4 separate regions of the Mus musculus genome follow, and regions 2, 3 and 4 are each linked to region 1. The links are chromatin loops, found by intact Hi-C in ENCODE. Cell type or tissue: left cerebral cortex. All regions are shown on one strand.

Region 1 (8,000 bases):
TCCATTAGACCCACTGACCCAGTGGATACTGTCTCATTGTAGTATTTTTCTCCACGTTTTCCTACTTCTCACTTTCTCAGCATCATTTCCTGAAGAGAAGAAGCATTATTTTCAATTGGTAAACTGTTTAGATTCAAAAGTCTAATAAATGTTACAATTAAAATGACTTCTTCAGTACACTGAGTTTAACACCACGTGCTTTTCAGAAAATGTCAATCTGTAGGAGGCACACACAGGTGTTTAGTGACAATAACTAATAAGCACTTATATTGCTGATTTACAGATAATTAAAAGGAAGTGATTTCAGAATATTTTATAGTTTTCACAAGTTACCAAATAGGTTGATAAGTTTTTGGTACCACACTGCTAGATTAAAACTACTAATCCTGTATATTGTAGCCACTAAATAACTTCAGTACTTAAATAACCCTTCTAGTTCTTCCTCATAATTAAAGAATACCCAACTTGGACCTTCCAATACTTTTCTGTAGGAAATTGAGACGCCACAGTTAAACTGATGTTTTAGAAAGTCTCCCAGGGTCTGAAATATATATGTTTCCACATCAATTTGTCTAACAGTACACCATGCCTCTTTACCAGAAAGTATCTTCTCTAAATACGTTCTAAGGCAGGAGGTCTAGGGCCATGCTCACCCTGCTTTACAGCTCTTGGTTCTAGGAAGAGCAATGGGATGACTACAGTTACTCTCCTCAGACAAGGACGCTGACTTCTGCCAGAAAGAGAAGTGTGTGAATCTATGTTACAAATGCTCTGAGCTGTTTCTTCATGGGATACTTCATCATGCCAATGGGTTAGAATGTCTTTCATCATTAAAACAAACAAACAAACAAATAAACAAACAAAAAGCATACAGGTGAAAGTACAGAGTACATGCCAGTATCAGCCCACTTGGTAGGAAGTTTCCACACATTACACTACATAGTTACTAAATTGCTTTAAAGCCAAGGAGTCTCTAGGGTAACAGCCTCTATATTTTTCTAAACATATATGTTTAATGTGTTAAACATTGTGTTCCAAAGCTTCTAAACACAGAGAAGTCAAAAGAACAGATTTCTGAGCATATTGTCCCACCACATTCCTACATCTGTGCAGTAATGCCTGAGTGATGGCTCCACCCTGCCCAACAAGTTAAGTCTTGCACTTCAGTGTATAAGCAAAGTGACAACTATGTAAAGAGACTTGGTGGATCAAGTGAGAAGCAGTAAATCAGCCAATGAAAATGCACAATTAAAGTTTGCCCAATGTGCTTGCTACCCCTTTTCTAAAGGTTCCCAGTTACATGTGAAAGTCAAACTAGGGATGCTGCCAGGTAATCAGAGGAGCACTATATAAGTCAGAGTCTGAGCACTTATGCACACACACTCACACACAACATAAATGATAAATGTTCACTCATTTTACATATATATGTCTGTATATATATATGTATACATATACGTCAAATATTTATTAACACTACTTTAAGCTCAGTATTTCTTTAGCTGTTATCATCCAAATATGGACATCTTTGAGCAGTAACAAGTCCTATTTAACTAGAATTGTAATCCTATCCAAACCCAGCACAAAGGAAACCATCAAAAGTACAACACACCAAGAATTCTACATAATATAAATGACTTTTTAGTAAGTGTGAGAGGAATCCTCTGCTAGTGAAATATTAAGTCTACAATCGGGGGAGAACTTGTAGCATACATAGAAAAACTAGTCTATGAGAAGATGGGAAACGTGACAGACTACAAACACGTTCCTGCGTGCCCTTCCTTGGTTTCTTTTTCCTCACCTAACATGAGTTAGGTAAGGAGCAGTTTAGAAAAGAAAACCACAAGAGTGACTTGGCTTACTAGTCATTAGGAAAGATTTCATGCAAAAGTAGAACAGTGGACATGGTGGGCAGGCATGTAGGAACAGTAGTAGTCTCTCTCAACCCCCACCCTGATACAGTACCTCCAGATTTGCCCAAGCTGCAAGATGTGGATGAGTGACTGCAGGAGCCAGATGCAAAAGGAGCAGGACGCAGACCTGTGTTTGCCGCTGGTCCGGGTGGCCCCGTTGCTGTTGCTGCCGCTGTTGGTGGCGGCGATGTTGCTCTTGCTGGCGTTGGATGCTTGCCTCTGCGGCGTGGAAGGACGAACCTCGCCTTCCCCGGCTGCAGACCCACTGCTGACCACCGTCTTGCAATCTGCTCCAGGCTGCTGGCAGCTGGAGGTGGTGGTCGTGGAGCTGTCCTCGGTGCTGAAATCATGCACAAACCAGCGGAAGCTGAACACTTGCACAGAAAGGGAGCCCAGCACCACGAAGAAGAGGGTGAGCCCAAACCACCAGCGCTGGCCACGCAGGTAGTAGTCCACCGCGAGCCAGATGTCCGTTCCCACATCCGCGAAGTACACGGCCACGGCGGCCAGGATCCAGAGGCAGTCCCACAGCGAGTAACGCCGCTGCTCCCTGCCCAGGCGCAGGCACAGCGCCGCAGAGCCCGCCCCGCTGCCCCGGCCGCCGCCGCCCGAGCCGCCCGAGCCCGCCGAGCCGCCGCTCCCCGCGCAGCAGCAGCAGCAGCGCGAGCAGCCACCGCCGTCCGGGCAGCAGCCGCCTCCGGCCGCCTCCGTGTCCTCGGCTCCGGACCCCGACGGCAAGCCTGGAGCCAGTCCTTGCACAGAGCCCGAATTGTCCGAGTTCTGCAGCGGGGTGAACGCCACGTCGCTGCTCTTCTTCATCTTCAGCCTCCCGTCTGACTTAGCGGCCATGATGCCTCGGCAGCGGAGGAGAGCACTCCTTTATCTGACACCTGTCCCTGCTGTCTCCTCCTCCCGCCACCTCCTCGCCTCGCCCTGGCTTCCTTCCCCGGCCGCGCCGCTCCCCAGCTCCTACTCCAGCGCCCGCTCGCCCGCCGCCGCCCGCGGGGCTGGGCGCTGGGCCCGGCTAGCCGCACGCTCGGGACCCGCAGGAGCGCCGCCTGGCTGCCTGCGCCGAGCCCAGCTGCTCGCGCCGGCCCGCGCGCGCCCCTGACAGCCGCCCGCGCTCCGCGCCGGCCCGGCCCCGCGGCTGCAGCACGAGCCGCCGCCGCCGCCAGCAGCAGGAGCAGCAGCGGCCGCCGCGGAGCTCCTCGGACCTGCACATTCCTCTCCTCCCCTCGCGCGCGCTCCCTCCTCCCGCAGCCTCTCCTCCACCAGCTGACTCCGAGGGAGAGGATGACCTCATCCCTTCCCTTCCAGCTGCCGCCGCTCCCACCCCGGCTGGGGAGGGGCGAGAAGGAGGGCCCGGAGGAGGGGCTGGGATTGAGGGGAGCGGCGGGTGGGGGTGCCTGGCTGGCCAGTGCTGGACGCGGAGGGCAACAGCACGGCAATCGGAGGCCCAGTCCAGGCTCGTGGGATAGCGAAGAGCGTTGAGTGGATTTCCTCGAAGCTGGGGGGATGGGATGGGCAGAGCGCGCCGCGTGTTAGAGCCTTGGTGTTGGGTCACTGCCGAGGGTAGGGGGCCACGGACACAAGCGGGCGTGGCAGCAGCGAAGGCTGCGGAAGAAATGGTCTCTTTGTATTGTACCGGGCGCGCTCGGCACCTGGCTGGGTGTGGTATGGTGCTAGGTGTGTTGCTGGCGAGGGTGAACACGCTTTAACTAGGAAGCTAGGGCTCCTATACTGGCGGCGGTGGTGGGCGTGCCATGCTTTGGAGATCCTGGGTGGCACAGTACTTGCAGAGCTAGAACACCTAAAGCAAAGCTGGCAGCAGAGGGCGAGCCCTCGGGATAAGGCGAGAGCAGCCCCAGGGATGCTGTCCTGCCAAACCCCAGCCTAGAGAAATGCAAAGGCCCTATCTCAGGAGGTGGGTGCATGAAGCCCTGTCCCCCTGCGAGTTTAACGAGCCTGAGGCAGCAGCACTAGGCAGACACCATGGTGGGGCTACTCCTAACCGCAGGTGGGAAACGCTGCACCTCTGGCGGCGGCAACCTAGAGCGCGGCGGTGGGAGGAGGGACATGGCTAGTAACCAGGGAAAAGAGAACTAGCTCGGCCCTTGGCCCCGCGCAGGGAGTGGCAGATCCCAAAGCTAATGCCACTTCTCTTATTCCAAAACTGCAATTACCTTCCCTTAAACCTATAAACGTACAGACTTACTGTAGGGTCTCATAACTTCAGAAATGACTCGAATTTAATCTATTCTCGAAGAGAATGTAATAAAATATGTTGCAGTTTAAAAAACAAACAAACAAACAAAAACAACCAACCAAAAAAAAAAAAAAAAAAAAAAAAAACACCACCACCACCAAAAAAAACCCTTTAAATCCCAACAAAATATGGGATATCTTTTTCCTTTTTAAGTTAAGAAAACCCGTGCTTTAGTTTGCCTTACCTAGTTAGCTTTTCAAATGTAAGGGACAAAGAGGGTGATCCTTAAACTGCAATGTGACTCACACACTTTGAGTTCAGAGTAAGCTGGTGATACTGCAGGGAACAGTTCCAGCCAGCTTCCTTCCTTCCTTCCTTCCTTCCTTCCTTCCTTCCTTCCTTCCTTCCTTCCTTCCTTCCTCTCTCTCTCTCTCTCTCTCTCTCTCTCTCTCTCTCTCTCTCTCTCTCTTTCTTTCTTTTGATTTTTGGTTTTTAGAGACAGGGTTTCTCTCTTGTAGTTCTGGCTGTCCTGAAACTCACTCTGTAGACCAGGCTGGCCTCGAACTCAGAAATCTGCCTGCCTGTGCCTCCCAAGTGCTGGGATCAAAGGCGTGCGCCACCACTGCTCGGCCAGTCAGCCTCTTAAGGGATCTGTAGATACAGGTTAATATTCCCTGTTTCCTGGCCTCTCCCGAGGGTAGTGCCGGGTGAGTTTTCATTCCTGTATAGTGACATTCTCTGAATATCAAAACCCTCACTGACAGACCACCTTATGCTACAGCACTCCACTGTTTTAGCACCTACCTGACCAAGGTGAGATTAGTCTCACCCAGTGGATACACCAACAATTGTCCTCAAAGACTAGTGCCCAGGGGTTCTGCTACTTGGTCTTTACCTGACACCCTGGTATGTGGCCATGGGCCCATAAGTGGTTATATGTATGTGCTAAACCAATTTTTATAGTAAAAGATGGGTAGTAAGGATGAGAGGCAACCCAAGCCACTTAACTTCAGGCATTTTAAAATTCATCTTCAACACTGGGCCATTTTGACTAGGAAGTTCCCTTTGGAAAATACCCTGGTTCTTTTTCTCCAGAATTCATATCCATCTCTAGTGTACTGTGTCTGATGGTGCTTTGTGCCAAATCCACTAGGGAGATTTCTTAGGTAACTAGGTCCTCAGAGATTGAGTGTATTCTAGGTCAAGTGCAATGTCTTAAATTGTACCAGACTCAGAAAGCCCTGTAGAGTAGTTGAGAAGTTTGGTATCAGCAGACTGACACTTTCTGTAAAACTGAGAGGGTTGATCCTCTGCCCCCAACACAGCACTTGCAAAGACTATTTGCTCAATAAGTATTAGTGAAATGAATGCATGAATTTCTAAAGAGAACATTCCATGACATGAAGAATGCTACATTCTATGCTGACAAATGTTCCCATGGAAACATAGGAATTATGAGAAATTTCTGGTAGATTCTAAAAAAAGATAACCAGTAATGGTTTGCTTACTAGTATATTTATTCAAAAACTACTTAGAGTCTCTTTCAAGTTATACTGGTACATCTCTGAAAAGAACCGACTACACATACCTAGAAGAAGTAGTATAGAGAGACCATAGCAAAATATATTCATATGCAGGCTCTGCTAATTACTGGCCTCATGATCCTGCCAAATTATTTAATAAACAAGATTAATATGAGGATTAGGTAAGATCATATATATAGCCAGGCTTTGTGTGCAATACTGCTCTCAATAGTCTCTAATCCCATTGATCTAGTAACCACATCTCAGAATTAGTTATTAATTCCACTTACTTCACCATAATCACCACACCTGTCAAAAAAGACAGACATAATGGATAAGAGATCAAAGTTTAAACTCAGAGGGGTTTTTTTTTTTTTTTTTGGTCACTATACTTAACCTCCCTGCCTTTAATGCTCATTCTGTCTAAATTAGAGATTCTAGTCTCTGGAATTCAGTAATGTCAGAACCACGTTTTCCAAAATACAAGGAAACAGTCCCATGTCATACCCAGCACACTAATCATATTATTTTTGCTACCTCCCCTCCCCCATTTCTTCTACCCTTCATTACTTTAGGCCTAATTAACCCTTTTGTGTAGACTTTCAAACACAGTGACCACACCCCTTACCTCAGAATCAACTGTTCAAAACAGATTCCTGGTCTATCAGAAATGTAATCTCATCATAAGTGACCTTATCCTAGAGATTAATTCATATTGATATAACCCAACATTATCATTACTCTGTAGCTTTATAATCTCAGCTTTAAGCATCCTGTTTTGATTAGTCCCTTTCTATGGTCAGCTCATTCCAGAAACTACACTTGAATTTAGACTTTTCCTCAATTTGTTTGCTTTAACCCTTTCTAATTACCATGCTTACCCATACTTAACACTGCTCAAATGTATCTTAGTCTCTTACATGCATCATGATTGAGAAAACATCCCCCCCCCCCAACACAGACACACACACACACACACACACACACACACACACACACACTGGTTAAAGCTTGCTTGCCACTTCCTTCCAGTCTGAGCCTTTGCAGTTGGCATTTATGCACAGCTACTGGCTGAGGCATGGGTATGCCTAACTACATCTTTTTTAGACCCTTGACTGTCAAACCAAAGTGGAACCTGAGGCTACTCAGCAAGCCCACCCCCATCTTTTTAACCTGTTCAGATTGTATCTACTAAAATTATTTGTTTGTTAGTTGGTTGGTTTTTCTCTTAAACTCTAGACATATTCTTTCCTTGCCCTCATTTCACTGAGAAAAAATTGAAACATCATCAGAACAGAGCTCACACATTTCACTATTTTATGTCACCTGCAGGCATCTATAGCCACTTCTTCTGATCCCCGTTTTCTTTCTAGCCATCTTTGCAGTTTTTGAAGACTTTTTACAGAAAAATATTCCTGGACTTCCTTTCTTTTATTCTTTATCACCCATCCTTTCTTGCACACACTCAGAAAGCAATAGCTATTCCCCAGGGACTGCCTTACCAAGTTACAGGTGGTCTGTGTCCAGTTCCTGAATCCCCTTATGAGGCTTGGTAAATTTGACATAGGATACCATTCTTTTCTTGATGAATTCCCTTCTACACTATCTACCCACCCTTTTCTCCCCTCTGTTTCAAGGACTTTTTTCTTTTTCCTAATTCTATTTCTCTGCTAATTCTCCTTCCTTTCCATTATAGACCAGTCCCTGTACTTTTCTTCATATACTCTTATTTTCTTAACAATTTGATGATAGCACAGTGAAAATGACCCTATATGATGGTGACTCCGGTACAACTGTAAGCTCTATGCGCTGTTTGAACATGATGCTATAGTCATTCTTTTTGGCGACTTTATTGAGTTCTTATATCTATCACCCTTCTCCCCTCCAGTCCCTTCCAACCCCCATCCCGCAACACTTGGTTAGAAGGGAAGGGCACCATGGATCTCTTTAGACTATTTCTTACTGATTAGAGGTGTCAAATTCTTTTGGGCAAGTCTAATCTTTGTCTTCAAGAAATTTCCAGCCAACAACTGAAGTTACAGCAAAAGCATTCAGCAACCAGGAAAAACAGCAGCAGGGACCAGTCACAGCAGGGGGAGCAAAAACCTCTGTAACCTCTCAGGGCTATGACATTTTTATACTCTCTCAAGAGTCCCCAGAATTCCAAATGTAAACTATCTTCAGCAGACAAAATCATGCCCCTGACATACCATGTGAAAAAAATCATTGTCATCTGCTGTGGGAAATCTGAAACAGCCCCATGTCCCACACCTGGGGTTAAAATAAAAAACATATTCACCTACCATAACGGCGTTTTCAAAGAGACCAAAATTCTCACTACATGGCTTTTTCTTTGCT
Region 2 (8,000 bases), 270 kb before region 1:
CCAAAATAGCAAATGTCAGCATCAGCCAAATAAAACAGCCTCTCTGGAGGTCTAGGATGAGGCAAGTTGAAAAAGGCATCTCTAATAATGTCAGGAAGATTTGCAGAATAACTCTTTACTAGCTGTATTCAGAATTTGCAAACTATTTACATTTTTTTAAGTATTTCACCATGGAAATAACAGCTAACAGGAAGACAAAGCAAGTGTCTACTTCTGACTCTTATTTGAACTGTCCCTTTGTTCTGGTGTCTAATCCTCTGAGTCTCGGCTTTTGTTTGGGAAAGGTGGATAAGAATCTATATTGCCCACATGCTAGAAAGAAGGCTGTATGAAATGAATACAGAGCTTTACAAAGATATGGTTCAATAGAAATGTTCTTTGCTGGGCCTCCACTTAGCCCAGCATCTTTTTAAGCATTCACAAAATAAACCATAGTTAAAAATAAAGATACTCTCTCATTGATACCAAATTACTTTTCTTTGCCTTGGCAACAAAACATATAAGATTTCTAAGTTGAGAGAGCCACAAAGGAAGATAATTTGCAATCAATAATAAGATGGGATAATGTAAGAGCTAAGATCTGAAATACACCATATTCAGAGAAATTTAACTTTTCATTTACTCACAGAGCCATCGCTTCAGCCCTAAATTTAATATTTCTTAGGTAGATATGGAATTGCTTTAACGGTAAATATTATTAATACTAAATTCACCAAAAATGGAGATGGACAGAATATTAGTAATGATTGTGGCTTGAAGTAAATGACATTTTATTTACTCTGAAGTGTAGGCTTAGAGATGGCATAATTTGACTGTTTTATCAAACGTACATATTTAGTTGAGTGTCTACAATGTGAATAGGTAGTACGCTCAGTGGTGGGACTAACAAAGGTATACTGTGAGGTCAACAGCAGTAGAGAACTGGATTTTTTTTTTTTGGTGATATAGTTTCATTTCTCTGTTTACATGAGCTTAAATATGCTTCATGTCCTACAGTGAATCACTTAGTAGTTTTATGGAAATATCAAAAATAGTAGATGAATGAAATAAAATAAAGCAAGAATTCAAATATCTTCCATGTTTATGTTGTTTTGTGGGTTTGTGGAGATATCACAGAACACACATTTGATTTCATGAAGGGATTTTTCTTTCAATATTTAGAATAATTTCTTGATGATTTTGATTATTATGAGGCTAGTTTGTACTATGTGCATGGTATCACAGATATTTTGCTAATTTCTGTCATTATTGAGGCCCCACTCATGGGAGATGGAGTAACAGAAGTCAACATCACTTGCAGTTGAGGTTTTGATGACATCAGGCCTTTGACTCTGCTTTCCAAGATTCCAAGATGATGGATTTAGTGCCAAGCATCCTTCTCTTCCATTTAAAAGTGTGCCAGACTTGATCATCCTGCAGGGATGCTTCAGCATATTCTGAGAGAAATGATGTTGCCAGAGTCCCTCATTTAGGCCCTCATCAAAGCATACAGGGCATTAAAGCAATAGCAAGGGCGGAGTTCTTCCACATACACACATTTTCTCATTAAGCTGTTACTTGAACAGCAAAAAGATGCCTGGATAATGTCATCTAGTCAGATTAGGCTTGGGGTTAGTATCTTAAGGTATTTGGCCCAGTAATGAGTGACCATAGTGCCCACAGTCCTTGAGGAAGTGGTGGATTTTGGGAGCACAGGAGAGGATGAGAAAATTGCCCCACTTTTCAGTTTGATGCTCAGTTTTAGGTTTCTTTCAGTATGGAGAGGGAGAGAAAGATGGAGAGGGACAGGGACATGGATGGGGACAGAGAGAGAGGCATTCTGTCTTGAAATGCAGGAAGCAGGCAGCAGGCAGAGGCAGCAGGTAGCAGGGTATACTACTCTTGGGAAGAGGCTAAAAAGCTGGCAGGGGCAAAGAAAATGTAGCCTGATCCTGTGTTCTTCCTCTGGTCTGAGAGACTAACTAAGGACCAGCCATCAGCACAAGTCTCATCTCCAAAAAGGGTTATATGAGGACTGACTGATTGAATGCTAAAAGACTGTGCTTCTGGACTTCCGTGGTTGAGGAAGTAATAGCAAGAATTGACAATTGGGATTGCATGAGTTAAACATCATCTGTATATCAAATGAAACACTGAGGAGAGCAAGGAGACAGAGTACAAAATGGGAGAATATTTTCTGCTGCCAGTGTATCTGATATCGAGAATACATAAAGAACTTAAAAAAATCAGCAGTTAACTCAGCCAACAAATGGCAAAAATGGGATTTAAAAGGACAGTTCTCTAAGGAAGAATCACCAATTTTCAATAATAGTATAGGAGAAATGTTGAGCTTCTTTTGTAATCAGGGACATATACATCAAAATCACACTGAGATTCTGACACACCACAATCAGAAGAGTAACCATGGAGAAAATAAGCAAACAAGTGCTGGTGACTATGAGGATAGCTTGCACACTATTGGTGCAAACATTCTTCAGTGAAGCTACTATGCTTCACTGGGGTGCATTGTGAGAAGTTTTGTCACTTGTAGGAAATAGTGAACAGCACATAAAGTGAAACGAGCCAGACTCAAAAACATAACTACATCATCTTTTCATATTCAGGATTTATAATTTAACAATACTTGAAAACAGAAGAGACAAAGAGAAGGATACCAGGCTGGGTAGGGGGAGGAGAAGGCAGCGGAGGATAACAGGGAGTGAATGAAATAGAAGTTCTGATGTATGTTTATAGTGAACCTCATTACTACAAACAATGAGGATGCTAAAAGAACAGAAACAGTAAACAAAGAAGAGGACATGGATGATCTGTGGTGGAAAGTAAGAAGTAATGTTTCTGTGAAGCATTTCCAAGAGGTTTGGTGATGAACATGCCATACAACTGTAATTCTTTGTTTGGTAATAGGGGTGAGGATGTACAATGCAAAACCTGAATTTATTCAAGGCACATTTGATGAACATGAAGCAAGATGCCTCATGAATACATTACATTGTGTGCTTCCATTTAGAGGATGTGAAAAGTCCATCTACAGAGATGGAATGTTGGTCACAGACATTTCCTCTGACTCCGTGGTTGTAAGCCCTCTTGATGACTTTATATTATTACCCTTTTGAAGAAATCTCTGCCTGTGTGTCTGTTCAACAAACAGTAAGGGTATCTATGACAGTTATCTGGAACATGAGGCTAAATCACAGTGCTGGTTGACCTGTGATAAATACTTAGATGATAACTGTCACGGGTTCTGTTTGGTCTGGTTTTGCATGGTTAAAAGATCATTGGTCCAATACAATTAGCTCAGCATTGTTTATTTGACGTGACATGTCTACATAGCTGGGCAGTTTTTAAGCCATAAGGGCGACTGGAGACTCGAGCGGTGGCATGTCTTTCTTTCACAGGTGAAAAAACAGGTGTCATCCAAGCTTAGTGATGCTCACGCTGCCAGCGGCTTCGTCCTGCTGAGACATGACTCATTGCCTGGAGTCTATTTATTGCCATATTCAACTTCCCCTCCTTCCCTTTGTAAGTCAGTTTTATTGTGATGAGTAGAGATAGAGTCTATATGGAACTCTTAAAAAAAATAATAAAATAAAACAAAACACATTGCCCTTCAACTTAAAGAATTGAGCATTACCAACGTCTGTGAGGCCTTCCCTCCCCATGTCTCAGCCCCAGGGGCAAGTCTACCTTCCTGAATTTCATATTAATCATTCCCTTGTTTTGTCTACAGCAAGCCACTTCTCTTGATTTTCAATATCTCTTTTATTGTGAGAGCAAAATGCACAGATGTTCCCTGAAGCACAATGGATATTTTATAGCTCTAATATAAGATAAGAATTCTCAAGTCATAAAAACAGCCAATTAGGCTTTCAGATCAATCTTCCACTTGATCTGCACATTTTACCCACCAAGTGTCTCCAGCTCCAAGATGATGCCACAGATCTTGACCGTTAATGCTTGCTTTCTGGCTTGTCCACGTTGCTTCATAATGTAAATTTGTAAAAATACTGAACTCCTCTGGGAAATCCCCCCCTCATTTATTGCATTATTTTGTATCCCACATTTTAACATACTGTTGTTTCAAAGCTAGAGCACACTAACAACAAAAATCCTTTGCAAGCATTAACACTGCTCAGAGGGACAAACAAAAACACTTGTACTCCAGCACGGTCGGTTTTAATTTCTATTCCCTAGTGAAGACAAAAAAATCTGATTGGTACCATGGCAACATGTTGCCTCAAGCCCTGAATAGGTATTACTCCACACAATCTCGCTCACAAATTCTCTTTGTAAGTGTTAAGAGAGGTGTGATCTGCTCCTGGAACTCAATAAATTTAAAAAGGCTGCAGAAAATCTAATTAGCATTTGCAGAAGTGCAGTTCTGGGCTTGGCACTATCGGATTACTGCTTAACTTGCCCGCTGCACTTCCCTCCCACCCCCTCCTAGGTCCAAAAAGTATACTAATTACATGGAGCTATTTCAGCCCTAGTGGAAGGGGGTGGGGCGGCACTAGGGCAGCAGCCCGGGGCAAAGACACAACCATCTACAGTTAAGGTTTACTTTTTCTTATCTTTCTTTATTTAGGTTCTTGAGGAGGTTCCCACCCCACTCCTGCCCCCATCTTCCTCTTCTCTTTGAGGAAACAGCAGTGACACATCCCTGATCCTTGGGTTACTTTGATGGTGCAACCTTGGCTATGAGGGGGAAACTTTGGCTTATGAGAAACCTGTGTCTGGGATCTAGATCTAGCCAAACATGTGTCATGGTGATACAGGGCATTTGCCCCTCACTTTGCTGCAATAACTCTTCCAAGATGCCTGCCCTGTAACATACACCTTGCCATCCCACCACTCCAGGGAGGAAACACACACAAAGACGGAGGAGAGCAAAGGTTCCCAACAAGGTCTTTTGACCCTGAACTGGCTCTTCATGACAAGATGAGGAGGGAACATGAAATTATCTTTCATTCTCTAGGGTGCCGTGTTGGTGGGGGTCAAGTGTCATCATCTTCCTATATTACAAATTTCATGGTTTCTGTTTTATGCTACAGAATTAGTAGTGTGTACCTGGAATCCCAGGTACGTCTGAGCTTCTGAGCAGGGGATGGGGATGACGAAGTGGAAGGAAAATACTCACTCTACAGCATTGGTTCTCTGCATTCAGGTTGTGTATTCACTCAATATGTCTAACACAATGAAGCCATGTTTCAACCATCTCAAAACTACGGAAATGATTTTAACACGCACAATAAATATACCAACTAGGCAGTGAGAAGCTAGTGTCCATGTCTAATTAGTAGAGGTAATATGTTAAACTTTTAAGAAAAAAAGGTACAATTTTTCTGTTCTAATAGCTGTATATTCTTTCAAAAAGTATCGAGGCTGAGCTATTTCATGCTAAAATATACCTCAGCATACAAGTGGCATTTTCTTGGATGTTTTTGAGGTTTTTAAACCCTGTGGAATAATTTGGGTTAAAAAGTCAAGATCACAACAAAATACAGTGCTTGGCTCTGCAAAGCATGGGTGACCTAAGGCCAGATACAAAGCTCTGTGGAAGGCCAGTTAATATTTATCTCAATTAATCAAAAGGAATTCAAATTTTTCTGCATGCGTTTAACAGAGAACTAAAATGTGAATTAAGAAATGGGTTCCTTAATGAGTTTAGAAACACACCGAGGGCTCTTTTCTTCTCCATTTGATGCTAGAAAGAAGGGAAAATGACCCAGGTGAAACGAACTCCTTCCAGACATTAGCATGTTTAAATTCTCTGTAGCCAGTAAGACAGTGTTATTTTTTTCTCCATTATAAGTGGTGCAGAATTTTGGAGCTCAGTCCCAATGGGTTCCACATCTACAAAAAAATTCCTGTACCCTAAGACTCTTGCCCAAAAAGCCAAAAAGCTGTAACGGTTAGTGGATCAGGAAGCTTGCTGTGAGATTATGTCTCCTAGTAACATTAGAAGCTACATCCATAGTCTGACTAACATAATTTTCCAAATATGAGCTGAACAAGAGGACACCAAATGATGTACCAAACTGGATAGGGAAAAGCCCATGAGGCCTCAACTCCACACACACACACAAACACACACACACACACACACACACACACACACACACACACACACACAAACAAACAAACAAAAAGAGTAAAGCTGGAAACAGGAGAGGTGGTATGACCAAAGTTTTGGTCAGTGCCAAATGGTCAGCCCTGAGAACATACGCTGTAAGATTGAGAATCGACAAATGGGACCTCATAAAATTGCAAAGCTTCTGTAAGGCAAAAGACACCATCAATAAGACAAAAAAGCCACCAATGGATTGGGAAAGGATCTTTACCTATCCTAAATCAGATAGGGGAATAATATCCAATATGTATAACGAACTCAAGAAGGTGGACTCCAGAAAAATCAAATAACTCCATTAAAAAATTGGGCTCAGAGCTAAACAAAGAATTGTCACCTGAGGATTACCGAATGGTTGAGATGCACCTGAAAAAATGTTCAGCATCCTTAATCATCAGGGAAATGCAAATCAAAACAACCCTGAGATTCCACATCGTACCAGTCAGAATTGCTAAGATCAAAAATTCAGGTGACAGCAGAGGCTGTCGAGGATGTGGAGAAAGAGGAACACTCCTCCATTGTTGGTGGGATTGCACGCTTGTACAACCACTCTGGAAATCAGTCTGGCGGTTCCTCAAAAAAATTGGACATAGTACTACCGGAGGATCCTGCAATACCTGGGCATATATCCAGAAGATGTTCCAACCGGTAAGAAGGACACATGCTCCACTATGTTCATAGCAGCCTTATTTATAATAGCCAGAAGCTGGAAAGAACCCAGATGTCCCTCAACAGAGGAATGGATACAGAAAATGTGGTACATTTAAACAATGGAGTACTACTCAGCTATTTAAAAGAATGAATTTATGAAATTCCTAGGCAAATGGATGGACCTGGAGGGCATCATCCTGGGTGAGGTAACACAATCACAAAGGAACTCAAATGATGTTTACTTACTGATAAGTGGATATTAGCCCAGAAACTTAGAATACCCAAGATATAAGATGCAATTTGCAAAACACATGAAACTCAAAAAGAACGAAGACCTAAGTGTGGCTACTTTGCCCCTTCTTAGAATTGGGAATAAAACACCCATGAAAGGAGTTACAGAGACAAAATTTGGTGAAAAGACGAAAGAATAGACCATCTAGACACTGCCATACCTGGGGATCCATCCCATAATCAGCCACCAAATGCTGACACCATTGAATACACTAGCAAGATTTTGCTGAAAGGACCCAGATATAGCTGTCCCTTGTGAGACTGTGCCACGGCCTAGCAAACACAGAAGTGGATGCTCACAGTCAGCTATTGGATGGATCACAGGGCCCCCAATGGAGGAGCTAGAGAAAATAACCAAGGAGCTAAAGGGATCTCCAACCCTATAGGTTGAACAACAATATGAACTAACCAGTACCCCCCGGAGCTCGTGTCTCTAGCTGCATATGTATCAAAAGATAGCCTAGTTGGCCATCAGTGGAAAGAGAGGCCCATTGGTAGTGCCAACTTTATATGCCTCAATACAGGGGAACGCCAGGGCCCAGAAGTGGGTTGGGGAGGGTGTGGGGAACTTTTGGGATAGCATTGGAAATTTAAATGAAATTAATACCTAATTTAAAAAAGAAACATTTTACATACAGAAGAGGTTGTATTTAGGAATATGTATGTATGTGTGTGTTTATATATATATATATATATTCATGCAATAATAATTAATGAAAAAGGAGGACATGTATTTAAAGGAGAACAAGGAAGAGGAATAGAGGAGAGTCTGGATGGTGAAAGGGGATAGAAGAAATATTTTTTCATATTATAATCTCAAAAATATTTCTAAAATGTTGGAAAATAAACATTATAAAATTTCCATCTTAATTATTATAGGTGTACAGGTCAACAGGAATGAGTTCATCCATATTTTATGCAACCACCACCACCT
Region 3 (8,000 bases), 220 kb before region 1:
TTATTCTTAAAAATATTTGTTGCAGTGAAAGTCAAAATTTGGGCTGGAGAGATGGCTCAGACGTTAAGAGCATTGATTGCTGCTCCAGAGGTCCTGAGTTCAATTCTCAACAACCACATGGTGGCTCATAATCATTTGTAATGAGATCTAATGCCCTCTTCTGGTGTGTCTAAAGACAGCAATGGTGTACTCATATAGAATAAATTAATAAATCTTAAAAAAAGAAAGTGAAAACTCAAATCAATTCATCCCATTTGATTGGTTCTATTCTTTTTAAAACCATATCTTACAGACCCTTTGAAATGCTGAGGAATGAGTTTTTCTAGTTGTAGTACAGTTCAGTGTCTCTATGTTTAAGTTTGAATCCACACCTAAAAGATGGAGATGCTAAATAGCCAGGCATAATATTAATCTCTCAAGAAACACTTCTTTAATGAATGCAGACTACTACTCTTTCCAAACCACAGGGATTTTATCTTCCTACATGTACAGCTCTCTAGTAAATGTGCACATAGCTCTTATTCTTCCCTGTTTAGAAGTAAGTAACTATGCCTTACTGTGAACATGGTCCTGGCTTGTCTAATGCTTGAACCCATCATTTTCCCCCATGGGCACTCAATCCCTCTAGTCTACTAATTAGTTTCTGGTTCTATACTGTAGTATAGAAGTAATCTATAATACATATCCACTTACAATTCATATACAATTCTTGTTTTTATTTTTGTCATACCTACAATTAATTTATATTTCAACACGTTGAGACCTGAGGAGTTAACAGGAATTGTATTTGTATTGAGGAGAGGGTTGTAAAACATCATACCCTCATAACTGGACTAGATTGTGTTTTTCATGAAAGTGGTTTGATGGGCTCTTGGGTTTGGTTGACTGGAAACAAAGATTACTGAGTTCCTTAATACATTTATTTGTCATGTATTACTAGCATTAGTAATATGATTGCATAGTTTTATGTTTGATGATAATCATTTTTACACAATATTTAAAATGCATATGCTGATGACCATTGTGATGCACAACATCCAGTCTGGATAAATAGAGTCTAAAAATTGGAGTTGTTAAATGACATACCCAAAACAAAAAGTTAATTAACATTTTTCGCCACCAAACCATATAGATGTACATTGCTTAGTTGTGGATACACTTTCAGAAAGATTCACCATTAACTGACTTGATGGTACATGACACAGAGTACATTTTTATGAGCTAAAATGGCTATGATGTCACCAGAGATAAAACTTTATGAGACAACATCCTTCTTGAGAGCCATTAGTGATCAGGTCATTTTTAAGAGGCCTTTCAGGCTAATTTGAAAGAGATGAAAGATTCTCTCTCTCTGATGCTGCTCCAATGTTTTATAGCATCTTTAGATTCTTTAGAACAACATTTCTAGAAATCCTCACTCCAGGCAGATCAGGTCTGAGCCTGCTTAGGTCAGTGTTGTTGGTGTGGAGCATTACTGTCCAATATTCCTTCTTTATGAGTGAAATGCCTTTAGTCTAGGCTGTCCAATAAGGTGGCCAGGCTCTGTATATCCACCTACAAATTCAACATGTGGCACTGTGGGAGTGGAGTTTTATTGATAATTAAAACTTAAATTTGAAAACTATAGGTAAAGATCTGGGTCTAGACCTTCTCAGTGGGTGTCTATCTTTATTAGCTGATCAGAATTTGGCTGCCTCTTCATGTTCTACTTTGTCCGATCTTTTTCACTAGCTTTATAAAAATGCAAATAAAGTATTTAAAATTTTAATAATCTTATTCAAGTATTTAATAATCTCACTTTTATTATCTCTGACATTATAAGCTTACTCCTTGTCTTTCTTAATAAAGCATTGATGAGAAGATGAGAGACAGTATTTTAGACCTCACCACATCACCAGTATAAGAGTGATCTTAACCTCAAGGTGTCAATCTTTTCTTACATTTGTTTTCTTTTTCTACACAAACATTGAACTTCAGGAAATCTTCTTTACCTAGTAGTCCTCAAGTGGGTGTGGGGGTCAATAACCTCATTGGATGGGAGATCACTCTCCTGCCTTGACTTTTGTCTTGTAGGTTCTTGGGAGAAAATACCTCATTACCCCACATTGGTGATGTCCCATGGAAGATAGAGTGGCACCTCTCCCCTATCCAGAAATATCAACATGCTGTCACTCTACCACGTCTCCTTTCAGTGGTACATTTGGTCATTTGTTCATAAATATCCTTTTCATTCTCCAAACTTTCACTATCTAAACATTTTCATCACCATTGCATTAATTAATTTTATATGGCTATAACAGGATACCCAAGACTGAGTAACTTATAAAGAATAGACAAAAACCCAAGGATTGACTCGACTTTATAGCAACCTTCTTACCTAAGAGAATCTTAGTGAAGGTAGAATCAAGCCTACTCTTTCACAATTTCTACTTCCTTTTGACACAATCCAAAGTGGATTACATTTTATCATGAACTGTGAAGGAAGCAAACATCCAAAACATGGTTCCACTGGATTTATTTACTCTTGAAATTCATATCACTCCACTTTAGCTTTCTATCCTAAAACTATCATTCACAAAAGCCCACTCAAGAACTTCGGATGCTGCACACATCCTGTTTTCTGACTCATATCTGCTATAGGCAACAGTCTCATTTTCACTCAAACACAGCTCCTGCTACTGTTGTTTGACTCAGGAGTGTTTCCCAGCACTCATTTTTTTTCAGGCCTGTCTCTTCTCTTTTCTATGCAGCATAGAGTCCACTATCCATCATTTTAAGTTGCTCATTTACTAATGGTTTCAACTCTCTTACTTTGTTGATCTCTGTCACTCACCTGACTGACCTTAAGCCAAAAGCATTTGATCGATATTGCTCTCCTCCTACTTTAAGAGCTATAGTGTGCAGCTGACAAAGTCACCAGATCAACTGATATTGGCCACAAACCTGTGGTTCTTTAAATTCTTGGGACGTTAAAGCTACTACTACAGAGTGCTGTTGGTCTCTATTAATCTCTCTCATCTCTTCTCCAGAAAGTTGTCCCTGTCCTGTAGGAACTCCTCTAGCCCAGTTTTCTAGTCACCATGAGTTCATGATGACTGAATCTGTCCCACTGGTCCAAATCTCTCAACAAAGGCACCCTGATTTTCCCCACATAACACTTCAAACACATGTCTGGTTTGGATGAGAAACAACCCCCTAGAAGCTCATGTATTTGTATATTTGGTCTCCAGTTGGTGGCACTGTTTGGAGAGGATAAAAAACTTTTAAAATATGGATCCTTCATGCAGGAGGTATGTCGCTAGGGGTGGGCTCTGAAAATTTATAGACTTACCCCACTTCCAGCTTGTTCTTTCTGCTTCTTACATGTACAGCTGAGATATAATCTCTCAGCTTCCTGTTCTTGTTGCCCTGTCAGATGCCTTCCCTGATAGATTCTTATTCCCCATGAATCTTAAGACAAAATACTTTTATCTTTACATTTCTTTTAGTTACTGTCTTTTATCACAGTAACAACAAAATAGCAGATACAATGACCAAAACAGTTTCCAGCCTCTTTTGCTAGCACAGTGTTTCCTCTGTATTTCCAGCCTTGGTGGATTATGAATCTGACCTTTTGCACACTGGGCTATTCCAGTAGTCACAATGACCATCTTTATTCATAACTTGATTCCCCTTATATCTCTCCCTGTACATTTCATCTTTCCATCTGGAGTCATTAAAGTTCAGTCCACATTTGTTTATTGTGTACTCCTGTATTTTTTGCTATAGTCTTACTCATTTCTAGGCACAGAACTGTCTTTAAGATATTTGTTTCTCTGAAACAAAAATGATCATATCCTTAACTGACATTCCTTAGTGATTACTTCTTAATAATTGACACTTTGAGGATCAAGTTCACATTCTAACATCTTTGACCTCTGGAGGAGCTCTATGGTCTCCTTCCTTTGCCCTTTACATCCCCAAATAATAATCATGACACACTCATTCCCATCATCTTCTCATTTGTGACAAGGCTATTTTTCCTCTTTGTCTTGTGCTATTCATGCTGCCAGGAATATCTTTATATTCTATTTTTTCCCAGTGGGTACTTATTAGCACCTACTTATTAAAATTAGCAGAGCCAGACAAAACTGTTTTGAGAATCATTCTGTAAAATCACTGGCTGGTGCGTTCCAAAATATCAGGAATGAAAAACAGGAAGATAAACTATTCTAGATTGAAGAAATGTAAGGACTAAATGTAGTAGTAAATACAGGCTGGACACCATCATAAACAAGAGAAGATGCTGTAAGAGTTGCGTGATTGAAGAACCTGGAATATAGTGCAGACCACACTGGATTTGTATCAGTGTTAATTTCTTGTATGACTGTCACATTAGAGAACAACACATTTTCTGAGAGTACCCGTCAAGTATTTAAGTATTTAAGGATTAAGGTACATGACATCTCAAATCATGTTACGGCAAAAATAAATTTTATGTACATGAATGATTATGTGTGTACCTATAGTTGTATAATGCTAAATATGTTTATACAATGTTATTATATACATGAAGGTATATACATAAATATAAAGAGAGACTTGAGATTAGGACCAAAATGAGAGAGGAAGAGAGTAATAACTAGGATAATATGTTAATTTTGTTGAATTGTCGGAAAAATACATAGGAGATCCATATACTTAACCTAGTGACATTTCTGTGAGTTTGAAGTTCTTTTTATAAAAATAAAGAGAAGTTCTAGGATACTTTGATTCCAGCTTTGTAATATTGGTTAAGCAGATGTGAAGGATTCTGTTCTCAACATAATTTTTAGCATTTAAGAGTTACAACTAAAAGGTGTTATAGGATTTTTATAATACAAATATTTTATTTAAATATTCTGAATAATGAGCTTCTGTCAGTATGTTCAACTCTGGGAGGAAATATTATGGTGGGCCTCAACATTTGCATCAAGTGCCCAAGGTTCTATTCCTAGCATCATCAGCAAAAGCACAGTAAAGAATAATTTTGAATAAGTCACAAGATAGACTTAAGAAATTCTGGATTTGCAGATAACTGTTTATTCTTAGAAGTGGCTTTTTCTGTCTTCCCCTCAATGCTTTGCTTCCACCCCCACTGCCCTCACTGTAGTGCACACAGGAATGAGTCATGGGTGCACACTTATGAGTATCAAACCCTGCTTTAAGGATGAAGCAAGTTGTAATGTGTGGAAATGATTAAATATTTCTGTTTCTTGAAAAGAGTTATTTTACATTTTCTCTTCTATTAAAATATATTTGGTTTTTAAAAGTTTCTAGATAAAATTCAGAAAATTATGCTGTAAATATGAATATAAAGAAAAGAAAGCTTGTGTGTTTCTGTTTTCCTCAGAGGTCTGGAAGAAGATGTCTGAGGAAACAATCATGCAGACACAGTACTCTCGAGAAATGCCTTAGGTTGCTTGATTAGCTATATGTCTAGGGAGACTGATTTTGAATATTTTTTCAAGAGAAAGAACTGTCCACAAAATTTTATAGTTTGAAAAATTATGACAATTCTTCTGTCTTTATTTTCCTCAGTTTTACAGTAAAATGGCAAACCTCATCTTTTTCCTATAATGGCATTATTTTGCAATTCACAATTATGTTACATAATTCTCTATGATAAATCTCAAATTCCTGAATGCAGAATTCTCTATGGCAACAGTACATTATTATAGGGTTTTTGAGGGCAAGGGTTCTCCTGTTCCAATCTCTGTTATGTATTAGACATATACTGAGTTTTAACAAATGCATTTTGTGGTTATAGCACCATGGAAATCTATCTTGCCTTAAGCAAACATTTTATTCTTCCTGAAAGTTGAATGTGAATGTTAGTGCAATATTGGACTTGTGTTTAAATTGTAGTCCTATATTGCTCATTCACTAGATCATATGTTCTCTCTTTGAATTCACAGATATTCCCAAGCACCCAGTGACTCTTTCTTTTGTCGCCTTGATTGGGATATTGCAGCAGTCTTGTCTCTAATCTGTGACAATTCCAAACTCCAATCCAGGAAATCAAGAGCTCTTTGAAACACTGATCTATAATGTCCTTTAATACCGAAGATGCTTCACAGGGCATTTTCTGTTGCTTACTTTACAGATGAAGAAATTGATGGCCTAGACAGTGAAGACCTGTTCAGGGTCATACAATTGAAAGTCTAAGAATCAATAATCCAGAACTCTTTTTTTTTTTTCTTAATTTTTCGAGACAGGGTTTCTCTGTGTTCCCCTGGCTGTTCTAGAACTCACTCTGTAGACCAGGGTGGCCTCGAATACAGAAATGCGCTTGTGTCTGCATCCCAAGTGCTGGGATTAAAGGCATGTGCCACCATGTCCAGCTTCTTCCTTTTTTAATCTATCTATCTATCTATCTATCTATCTATCTATCTATCTATCTATCTATCTATCTTAAACTCCAAATTTTATTCCCCTCCTGGTCTACACTCCAACTGTTCCACATTCCATATCTCCTCCCTACCCCGTGTCTGCACAAAGATGTCCCCATCCTTTTTATCAGGCTCTTCTCTATTTCCATCCCTGCAGTTCTTTCAGACAGGAACAATTATGGGTCAGAGTTTTGACTGTGGGATGGAAACCCATCCCTCACTTGATGCCCTGACTTTCTGCAGGAGGTAGGCTTTCTACAGATTGGGGGAAAGAAACTTCACCAACCCCACATCTGATATAGGGCTAATATCCAAAATATATAAAGAACTCAAGAAGCTAACCATCAAAAAAATCAAACAACCCAATCAAAAAAAATGAGGTATAGAAGTAAACCAAGAATTTACAATGAAGGAATCTCGAATGGCTGAGAAGCACTTAAAAAAAAGTTCAAAGTCCTTAGTGAACAGAGAAATGCAAATCAAATAAGCCCTAAGATTCCACCTTATACCAATCAGAATGGCTAAGATAAAAAACCTAAGGTGACAGCACTTGTTGGTGAAGATGTGGAGAAAAAGGAACACTCCTTTGCTGGTGGGATTGCAAACTGATACAACCACTCTGGAAATCAATCTGGAGGTTCCTCAGATCTATCTGAAGACCCAGAAATAGCACTCTTGCGAATATACCCAAATAATGCCCCACCATGCCACAGGAGCACATGTTCCACTATGGTCATAGCCACCATGTTAGTGTTAGACAGAAGCTGGAAACAACCCAGATGTCACATAATAGAAGAATGGACACAGAAAATGGGGTTCATTTACACAATGGAACACTACCCAGACATTAGGAATGAGGACATCCTGAGTTTTGCAGGCAAATGGATGGAACTAGAAAATATCATCCTGAGTAACATAATTCAGACCCAGAAGGACATGCATGGTATGTACTCACTAATAAGTGGATAATAGCAAAAGAAAAAGATTACAAAATGCCCAAGATATAGTCTACAGAACTCAAAAAGTTTAACAAACTGAAAGACACAAGTGAGGATGCCTCAATCCCACTAGGGTGGGAGAAGAAAGCAATCACAAGGTGGAAGGGAGGGACCAGGGAGGAAAAGTGGACTGGACAGGGTGGGGGTGGGGACGGGACGGGACATGATGAGGTATTGGGCAATGGGAGGAAGGACCGAAGCCCTGAAGGGTAGCAGAAAGAATGGAAACAGGCAAACAGGTGAGAGTTTGGGGGGAACCTCCAGAATATACCAAAGACCTGGGAGGTGAGAGACTCTCAGGAATCAAAAGGAGGAAGCTTAGACAAATCCAGAATTCTTAACTGCTATTCATTTTTTCTTTCTTTTTTTGTATAATTGTGTTTTTTTTCTTTTAAAACATTTTTAACATTTAATACGTTTGTGTGTGTGTGTGTGTGTGTGTGTGTGTGTGTGTGTGTGTGTGTGAGTGTGTGCGCGTGTGTGCGTGCGCCAACGTGCATGTACATATGAGATGCAGGTGTCCATGGAGCCCAGAGAGGTCGGATTCCTTTGGAGCTGGAGTTATAGGAAATTCTAAGTCACCTGACATGTG
Region 4 (8,000 bases), 550 kb before region 1:
GATAAATAATTAAATGTGGCACATATATGTGTGTATGCGTGCATAATAGAATTCTATTCAGCTGTACAAAAAATGAAATTATAAAAATGTCTGGAGAATAGATAGAACTGGAAAATATTAAAGGAGGTAACCCAGGGTCAGAATAATAAATAATAAATGCCTTGTGTTATTTTGTATATGTGCAGCTTGGCTGCTAACTTTTATATGTGCACACCTATGAGGCACTGAATATATATATATATATATATATATATATATATATATATATATATATATATATATATATAGTCTTGGAAACTAGAAAGGGACCATTTGAGTGGATATGGAACTAGTGGTTGGTACAGTGATCATCAGAGAATAGGTGGTATGTGAATGTGAATCATTTATTTATATCTCTAATGGTCTAGGGATTACAAAAAGGCTAATCACACATTTAGCATCTGATTTGCAGTGATTTTATTGTGATGAACTTATTAATAAGCAAAATTTCATATCCAGATATAGCCAGAAATGAGCAAATACTTTTCACTTACAAAGAACTTCTACAGTAGATGTGGGTGTTGTCTTCACAGTATACTCTGTGGCTCAAATTTTCCCATGTAGCTCGCCTGTGACCTACTCTTCACAGAGCCAGTCTTCTACGGCTTATTCTCCAATTGTCAGTCCTTTGTATCAAGAATACCTTTTAACACTGACATTAACTTTCCTCAAGTCGCAAAGGTCAAAAGTCCAAAGGGCAGAATGGAAATTAAGCAAAACTTGTCTGTGGGAATAAAACTCATGTAGCCACTGCACAGCTGTGAGCATTCTCCATCACCTATCGTTGCCTGAAGTCCTAAGTGTAACCTTAGGACTGCTGCTTACTCCCCATATTTTGGAGACAGGAAACTTGATACCCCAGAGACTCAGAAGTAGTAAGGTTCTGGGTGTTCTTGAACCCTACTGCAATACTGTTATTTTTTTCTACTCTGGGGTAATGGACTGGAAAATGTAATTTCCTTTATGTCTTTATGTATGTTTCCCCTTATGAACACTTAAAAATTCAGTCAAATCACTTCTCTTACAGGAGGAGGCTTCCAAATTTTAAGTCCCTTGATTTTGGAGTGCTGCTGCACTCTCAAGAGTTCCTCTAATCCTTTTACTAAGGTATATTGTATTACTTTCCTCCTTTTCAAAATAGATAGTCTGATTTCTCTGACACCCAGAGTTTATTTTTATGCAAAGTGAAAGCCAGAGAACAATTTTATACTACCTGCCTTCCAGGCCATCATGCTTGTGTCCCAGTGCTGTAAAACGATACCTTTCCCCTCCACTGGGGTGTGTCAATGTGGGGGATGACGTCCAAGATCTGTCTATTCCTCCATCAGTACTGTTTGCTATCTACCATTTTGTAACATATTTAAGTCCTCAGAAGGACTCTTCTCCTGTCACTGATCTTGGACTTTAGAACATTGTTTCTTGCTATTTTTATACACCTAACTCCACGGTTCTGTTCTAAAACTTGACTTTATAGAAATGGCCTATATGTGTATATGTTGAACAAACAAATAAAACAAAATCCTTTGGGATTTTGGACAAAGGGATTTAGATGCTGCTGTAATTACAATCTTCTGTAAGTGAAAAAGACACTATGAATCTCATTATCTGGTACAGAGCTGGGGAAATTGACCAGGAAGGACAAATGTAAAAGACAGTGCCCACTGAGGTCTATGTTCTCTCAGGTGCATTGAAATGCTCTAGTGAGGTGGTGTTAGGTGGGGACACTGATGTGAGGGATATAAGAGGACATAGACGATTATTATTCATGACTCTGAAAGCATGCCTTCACTAGCCATCTTTTCTGCTAGTATACTGGCCTTGGACTTCACAGGCTCTAAAACTGGGAAGTTGAAACATTTGTTTCAAATACCTCGCCTGGGGTGGAAGTGATTGCTCAGCATTTAAGAGCAGTTACTATTCTTTTAGAGGACCTAGGTTTAGTTCCCAAAACTCATATGACATCTCACAACCATTCATAATTTCAATTCCAGAGGATCCAACACCCTCTTCTGATGTCCATGGGTACCAGACATGTAGATGGGATACATTCATACATGCAGACAAACACTCATACACATAAACTAAAATAATGCAAATAAATTTAAAGATACCCAAACCATGGAATTTTTGCTTCAGCAATCAGAGGGAAGATCAGGGAGATCTACAGCTAGTCCTGTGTGACTTTCCTCATGGAAGTATGAACAAATGTTCATTTACGGCACCAAAGTTATGATTCTACTCAAAGCTAGCTTGGTGAAGTAATGATTTTTTGGAGGTACTTATGAAAGCGTGGTTGAAGGGTCACTTATAGGAAAAGGGGTTTGTAGGGCTTATGTTCTCATGCTAATTATGTTGCCCCAAAACCTGTTTAAGTTGTCTCCCACTTAGGCTAAAGGAAGCCTGTCCCCAGTTGACTCTGATTGGGAAATAAAGTTGCCAGCAGCCAATAGTTGGGCAGAGAGACAGAGGTGGGACATTTAGTAATCCCAGGTAAGAAATGAAGAAGAAAAGAAAGGGTCTGCATCGAGAGGGCCATAGGACGAGCCTGAGGGAGAGACAGCTGAAATGTACATACATGCAGGGGGGAAAGCAGCCCCATCGGGAGTGCTGCTCAGAAAGAACAAGGGCAGTAAGATAAAAATACAGATTTAGTAAGTGTTGACTCAGGACGGCTGGAGGGGAGTGTGTGCTAGCCATGGAGAAGTTTGGAAGTGCCTGATCATTGACCTAGTTAAGACATACTAAAATATAAATGTTGTATGTGAGTGTCTTTCATTCATGAGTCCAGAGCTCTTGGGCATGTGCAGAGCTGCATGAGCACTTGCCAAGAAAATAGAGCTTACCTTTAAATGTTTACCACTACCTGGGTTACTTAAGGAGCAGATGAATTGGAAAGCCCAACCCTGAATGGATGACAAGTCACATTTGCTATATCCCTGAAGGACTCTGGGATCACCTTGCAGACAGCTTTATTTAAGAATTCTCCCCTCTTCAGCCATTGATTGTTGCTTTTATAGACACGAGGGGAGGACATTGACCCACTTCCTTTTCTCAGTCGAATTTCTTTTATCTGCCACAGGATGCATCACAATTTGTAGAGTCTGTAACAGTAGACTTTTTGGTTTTGAAACGAGTGTGGGAGACTTCTATCCTTTCTAATCATTCTCTATGAAATTTTTCACTGAAGATCTACACTGAAGAAGAGGGAAATATATGGACCTGAAGATTCTGTCATTTTCTATTTCACCTAAAACTTACATGGAAAACTAGCAAGGATTAAAGCATTACAATGGAACTTTATAATATCTGCTGCTTTGCCTGCCTTTTTGCATCCCTCCTGCCATCTCTGTACACTCACCCACTTCCTTCTGTTGTCTAGAAACAGGATTTTGCTCAGAAGTCCTGGTTGGGCTGGAGCTCACAGTGTCCCAGCCTAGCCTTGAACTTTCACTGACTCTGCACTTTCTTTGTCTACAGAGTTGGGACTACAGATGGGATTTATCATGCTCAGCTGAGAATATGTTTTGTTTATGCAAAGAGTAAGCACTGTTCATATAGTCATAGGTACTCTTTATGTCTCTTCTTTGCCTTTTCCTTTTTTTCCCCATTGATAAAATATCTTTTCCCATCTGGAGAGAGCTTAATCTTGGCTTTATATCCTTTAGCAGCAGTAACACTTTTGGAAGCGAAGGGAGGAGAATGAGATGTCCCTGGAGAAATTGTTTTCTTAGCCAGTGGCTGCCAGTTTTAGAGAAAACTATGTTTGTCTCCACAGTGACGGAGCAGGAGTGTGCAAGAAAACCCTCTGAGGGTTTGCTTGGATAACAAACATTATGCATCATGGGTCCCAAGTGCATACTTACTTAATGCCAAAAATTTGAAAAATATTTCCAGACAAGTAAGAAGAGGCAGATAGCTTATAAATTAAAATGAATGAATATTAACTGTGGGTGAAATTCAGAGCCTGGGTTTATTTTCCAAGGGCTATATTTGAATAAAAATATCTCTGCTATCTCATGTTTAGTACTAGTGATATGTATCTGTGTTAATTACTTTCCATTTATGTGAAAGACAGTTTGAAATGTGCTAAAATGTGAAACAAATGCATGCAGATTTCCTTCATTTGGGCCAAAATTTTATGTCCTATTTTCCAAAAATATATTTCTTCCAGGAAGAAGCCAAGCTATGTGGCCAGATATGATAAGAGTCTGAATTGCACGCAGCTATTTATAAAGTACTCTGTGTCTGCCATCTGCTCTCCACATTCATCTCTTCTGTGTCCCTCTTTCCTAAGATGCTAGCTGTGACTCGGGAGTGAATGTCACATCTTCCTCCCTGTTTTTATTCTTGTTTCAGCTTAGATCCCTTTCGAGTATCTGAGATCACTTGAGGATTGTCTAATGAAGTTGCAGGCACCCACTTCCTAAGTTTATATTTGCTCTTTAGGTTTTAATTTTTGTTCTTCCATTGGATCAGCAACATATATCTGAAAATATTTTTCTTGCTTCCACTCTGGCCTGAAGGACAACACTCCTGAAGGCTACCAGAGGCCTCTCCAGGAGCTAGGACACCACCAGGACACCTTTTCCATACAACTTACCAGTGCAGGCTTATTGCCTAGTGCTGGGCTTGTCTCTGTTCCCTACAGCAGTTTATTCAACTAAATCTAAATCTAGTGCTAAGGTATTGAATTTTAGAACAACATGATTTTTGTTGTTGTTGTTATTACAAAAAGCAATTGCCTTATTCTATTTGGATGTGTAAAGTAAGATTAATGGCAAATGGTTTTCATAACGGTACATAAAAATAGAATTAGTTAATAGATTTTTACCAATGTTTGTGATGAATTCAGGACATGGAAAAGGGAAGCAAAAGAACTAATAAAAGACTTACAAAAAGACAAAATCAATAACAGTCCTTCTTTTCTAAATATTGGGTTTTATTAGCACCATGATAACTGTATATTAATTTGCACTGACTGTCATAACAAAATACCAGAGAAATGGACTCTTAAACAAATAGAAACCTTTAAGTCTCAGAATTATAAGTGCAGAGGCAAGGAGACCACAAATTTAAAGCTAGCTTAGACTTTATAACAAAAGCCCACTCACAAGACAAGACCAGGATCCTGGAGAGATAGTTCAGGAAGCACAGACTCTTGCTATGGGCTTATAAGTCTCCATGTCTGCATCTCCAGGGAAAAGCTGAGAGTCAGCATGAATCCAGAGATAGAAAAAGTGGCAGGACTTTCTGGCTGCCAGCCCAGAATCAAGTTGAATGAGAGAAACTTCCTCAAAGGAATAAGGCAGAGAATGATGTTCCGGCTTCCATGTGTTCCTGGGCCTGTAGTCTCTCAAACACATCTGTTGTGTCCGGCCAGCAGATCACAACATGGGTTCTAGCCTGGAAAGGCATTTTGGAAACCTGGAAGAGAAGAGGGGCTAGGTGGGGAGATAAAGAAATGTAGCTAAGACAGTCATTCTGATCAAAGCTCAATTTTACTGTTCCTCACGCAATTATAGAGCAGGGGAAGGGGGCCCAATTCCCACCAATTCGTCTTGGGGTCCAATAGCAGGGTGACCACGTGCACGGCTCCGAACAGCAAAGCGGCAGGTTCCAGCTGTGGGCATGGCCGAACGATTGAGCGGGAAGCTCCACCCCTGAGCAAGCAGGTTTCAGGCTGGGGGAGGGGCAACTACACACATCCATACATGTACCATATACATATGTACATGCACACACACGCATGAACAACCACATACAGCCACATAGCCACATGCAGTCACATACAGCCACATAGCCACATACAACCACACAACCACATAGCTACACAGACACAAACACAGGAACAGACAGACAGATACACACATAGATACACACACACACACATTCAGAGAGAGAGAGAGAGAGAGAGAGAGAGAGAGAGCCACATGGCCACATACAACCACACTGCCACACAGTTACACAAACACAAACACAGGGTCAGACAGACAGACAAACACATACACACATATGTTCATACACAGATGAAGAAAAATAAAACTAAATACACAAAAATCCTCAATAATAAATCCAGAAATTTCATTTTTGATGTATTTGTTTTTTTTGATATTATAATTATATCATTTCCCCTTATATATCTTCTCTCCAAATCCTCTTATGTACCCTCTTTTGTTCTATTTGATAACCATGGCCTCCATATATATAAAATTAACTACACAAATATAACCTCCTTAGTCTGTACAATGTTACTTGCATTCCCATGTTTTCAGGGCTAAACATTTGGTATTGGGCAACTATTTGATGTTCTCTTTCTTGAGAAAGACTACTTATACTCTAAGTATTCCTTTGTTGCCTGTATTTCTTTGTCATAGGTTGAGGCATCCTTAGTTTTCCCCTGTCAGTGTTAGCAATGTCCATTTGCATCATTTCTGTTCAGGGAAATGTTTAGAAAGCCATATTGGTAAGACATTGTGAGTGTAGTTTCTCACAGCTTTAAATCAAACTCCCTGGTCCTCTGGCCCCTACAATTTTTCTGCTCTCTCTTACACAATGAAGTCTGTGCTTTAGGTTGAGGAATTGTTTTATAGATGTATTAATTGGAACTGAGCTTTACAATATTGCATTTTGATTGGTTGTGACTTTCTGCAGTGGTCTCTATCTGTTGCAAAGAGAACTTTCCTTGGTGTAAGGTAAGGACTACACTTACCTCTTGGTGTAAGACAAATATTTAGGATATAGTTAGGGAGTATGATGGTTCCATGGAGTGGTGGAGTTCTCCTCCATGATCCATCATTTCACTAGCCTTGATTTTGACTAGGTTTCCAGTACAAGGCATAATTCCCCTCTCATTGGTTAAGGTCTAAGTCCAATTATGGACCTGTGGAAACTACCAGTGTGTGCATCCTACTATTATTACTCTTAGGGTTATTGTTCCATGCTGGTTGATGTGTTTTATGGGTGTCATAGCTGGGTAGAAATAAATTTCTTGGAAATGAATGAAAATGAAAACACAACACAACAAAACATACAAGACATACTAAAGTAGTTCTATAGGAAAATTTAGAGGTCTATGTGCTTCCCTTCAAAGAACAAAAACATCACAAATAAATGAGTTAATGATACAACTAAAATAATTGGTGGGGACTTGAGCTAGCTAGCCCAGAGGATGTGAGCATGGCAGAGCTGATCCCACCCATTTCATGCTGTAGCACTCCGGAAAGCAGGCCCTGTACATCCGCCGGGCAGCACAGTAGAGCTGGCCCTGGTGGTGAAAGTGGAGGAGGGTCAGCTCTGTGGGCATGGGAGCAGGACAGCCTGCCCTGCCCCTTGCTGGCTACAGCATTGGATAAGATGGCCAGAGCAGTGTTGCAGAGCCCAACCTAGTGGTATGAGTGCTGGAGAGTTGGCAGGCTGACTACCTCAGCTGCCACACAGGTCTAGATGCAAGACTTTGAGTTAGTCCATACCATCATCTACCTCATTAATGAGCTGCTTGAGTGCATGGAGTCCTACTAATGCAAAGCTGCAGGATCTCTACAACACAGGGCTACAACAAGATATCCAAAAGAGGTGTTCCAGTGAGTAGCCTGACCAATGGGTGGATACTTTATTCCTCCTTAGAATAGGGAACAAAATAACCATGGAAGGAGTTACAGAGACAAAGTTTGGAACTAAGATGAAAGGATGGATTATCCAGAGACTGGACCATGTGGGGATCCATCCCATAATCAGACAACAAACCCAGAAACTATTGCACAATGCCAGAAAGATTTTGCTGAAGGGACCCTGTTATAGTTGTCTCATATGAGGCTATGCCAGTGCCTGGCAAATACAGAAGTGGATACTCACAGTCATCTATAAGATGGAACACAGGGCCCCCAAAATAGAAGCTAGAGAAGGTACCCAAGGAGCTGAAGAGGTCTGCTACCCTATAGGTGGAACAACAATATGAACTAACC

Evidence for each region. A loop is a pair of places that touch in the nucleus more often than their neighbours do. Peaks named below come from ENCODE experiments on the same cell type or tissue, not always from the same donor. Only the 100,000 strongest peaks of a DNase experiment are listed, where the experiment ranks them.
Region 2: it touches region 1 in a loop (3-fold over the local background); 2 of 42 quality-filtered maps call a loop at or near these places.
Region 3: a loop joins it to region 1, with 2.6 times the contacts of the local background. A loop is called at or near these places in 2 of 42 quality-filtered maps.
Region 4: a loop joins it to region 1, with 8 times the contacts of the local background. A loop is called at or near these places in 3 of 42 quality-filtered maps.

Annotation. Positions count from the first base shown.
Region 1 is chr1:3,668,587-3,676,586 of GRCm38, forward strand. It overlaps Xkr4 (X-linked Kx blood group related 4), which reads right to left and starts at 2,912. Exons shown (of 3, transcript NM_001011874.1): 1 at 1,966-2,912. The coding sequence starts at 2,762. It also overlaps the pseudogene LOC108167595. In left cerebral cortex, CTCF peaks have their summits at 2,942 and 3,794 (motif pointing right); DNase peaks (open chromatin) are centred at 1,086, 2,136, 2,533, 3,156 and 1 more place; H3K4me3 peaks cover 4,074 bases; H3K27ac peaks cover 2,421 bases.
Region 2 is chr1:3,395,738-3,403,737 of GRCm38, forward strand. All of the region lies in intron 2 of Xkr4 (X-linked Kx blood group related 4), which reads right to left. Among named protein-coding and RNA genes, the nearest start is that of Xkr4, 270 kb to the right of the region's middle. In left cerebral cortex, no CTCF peak of the experiment used is centred here; DNase peaks (open chromatin) are centred at 3,441 and 4,324; H3K27ac peaks cover 420 bases.
Region 3 is chr1:3,452,840-3,460,839 of GRCm38, forward strand. All of the region lies in intron 1 of Xkr4 (X-linked Kx blood group related 4), which reads right to left. Among named protein-coding and RNA genes, the nearest start is that of Xkr4, 210 kb to the right of the region's middle. In left cerebral cortex, a CTCF peak has its summit at 3,271 (motif pointing right); DNase peaks (open chromatin) are centred at 2,641 and 5,104; H3K27ac peaks cover 475 bases.
Region 4 is chr1:3,116,227-3,124,226 of GRCm38, forward strand. No RefSeq gene overlaps it. Among named protein-coding and RNA genes, the nearest start is that of Gm26206, 18 kb to the left of the region's middle. In left cerebral cortex, no CTCF peak of the experiment used is centred here; DNase peaks (open chromatin) are centred at 3,451, 3,748, 4,303 and 5,290; H3K27ac peaks cover 1,390 bases.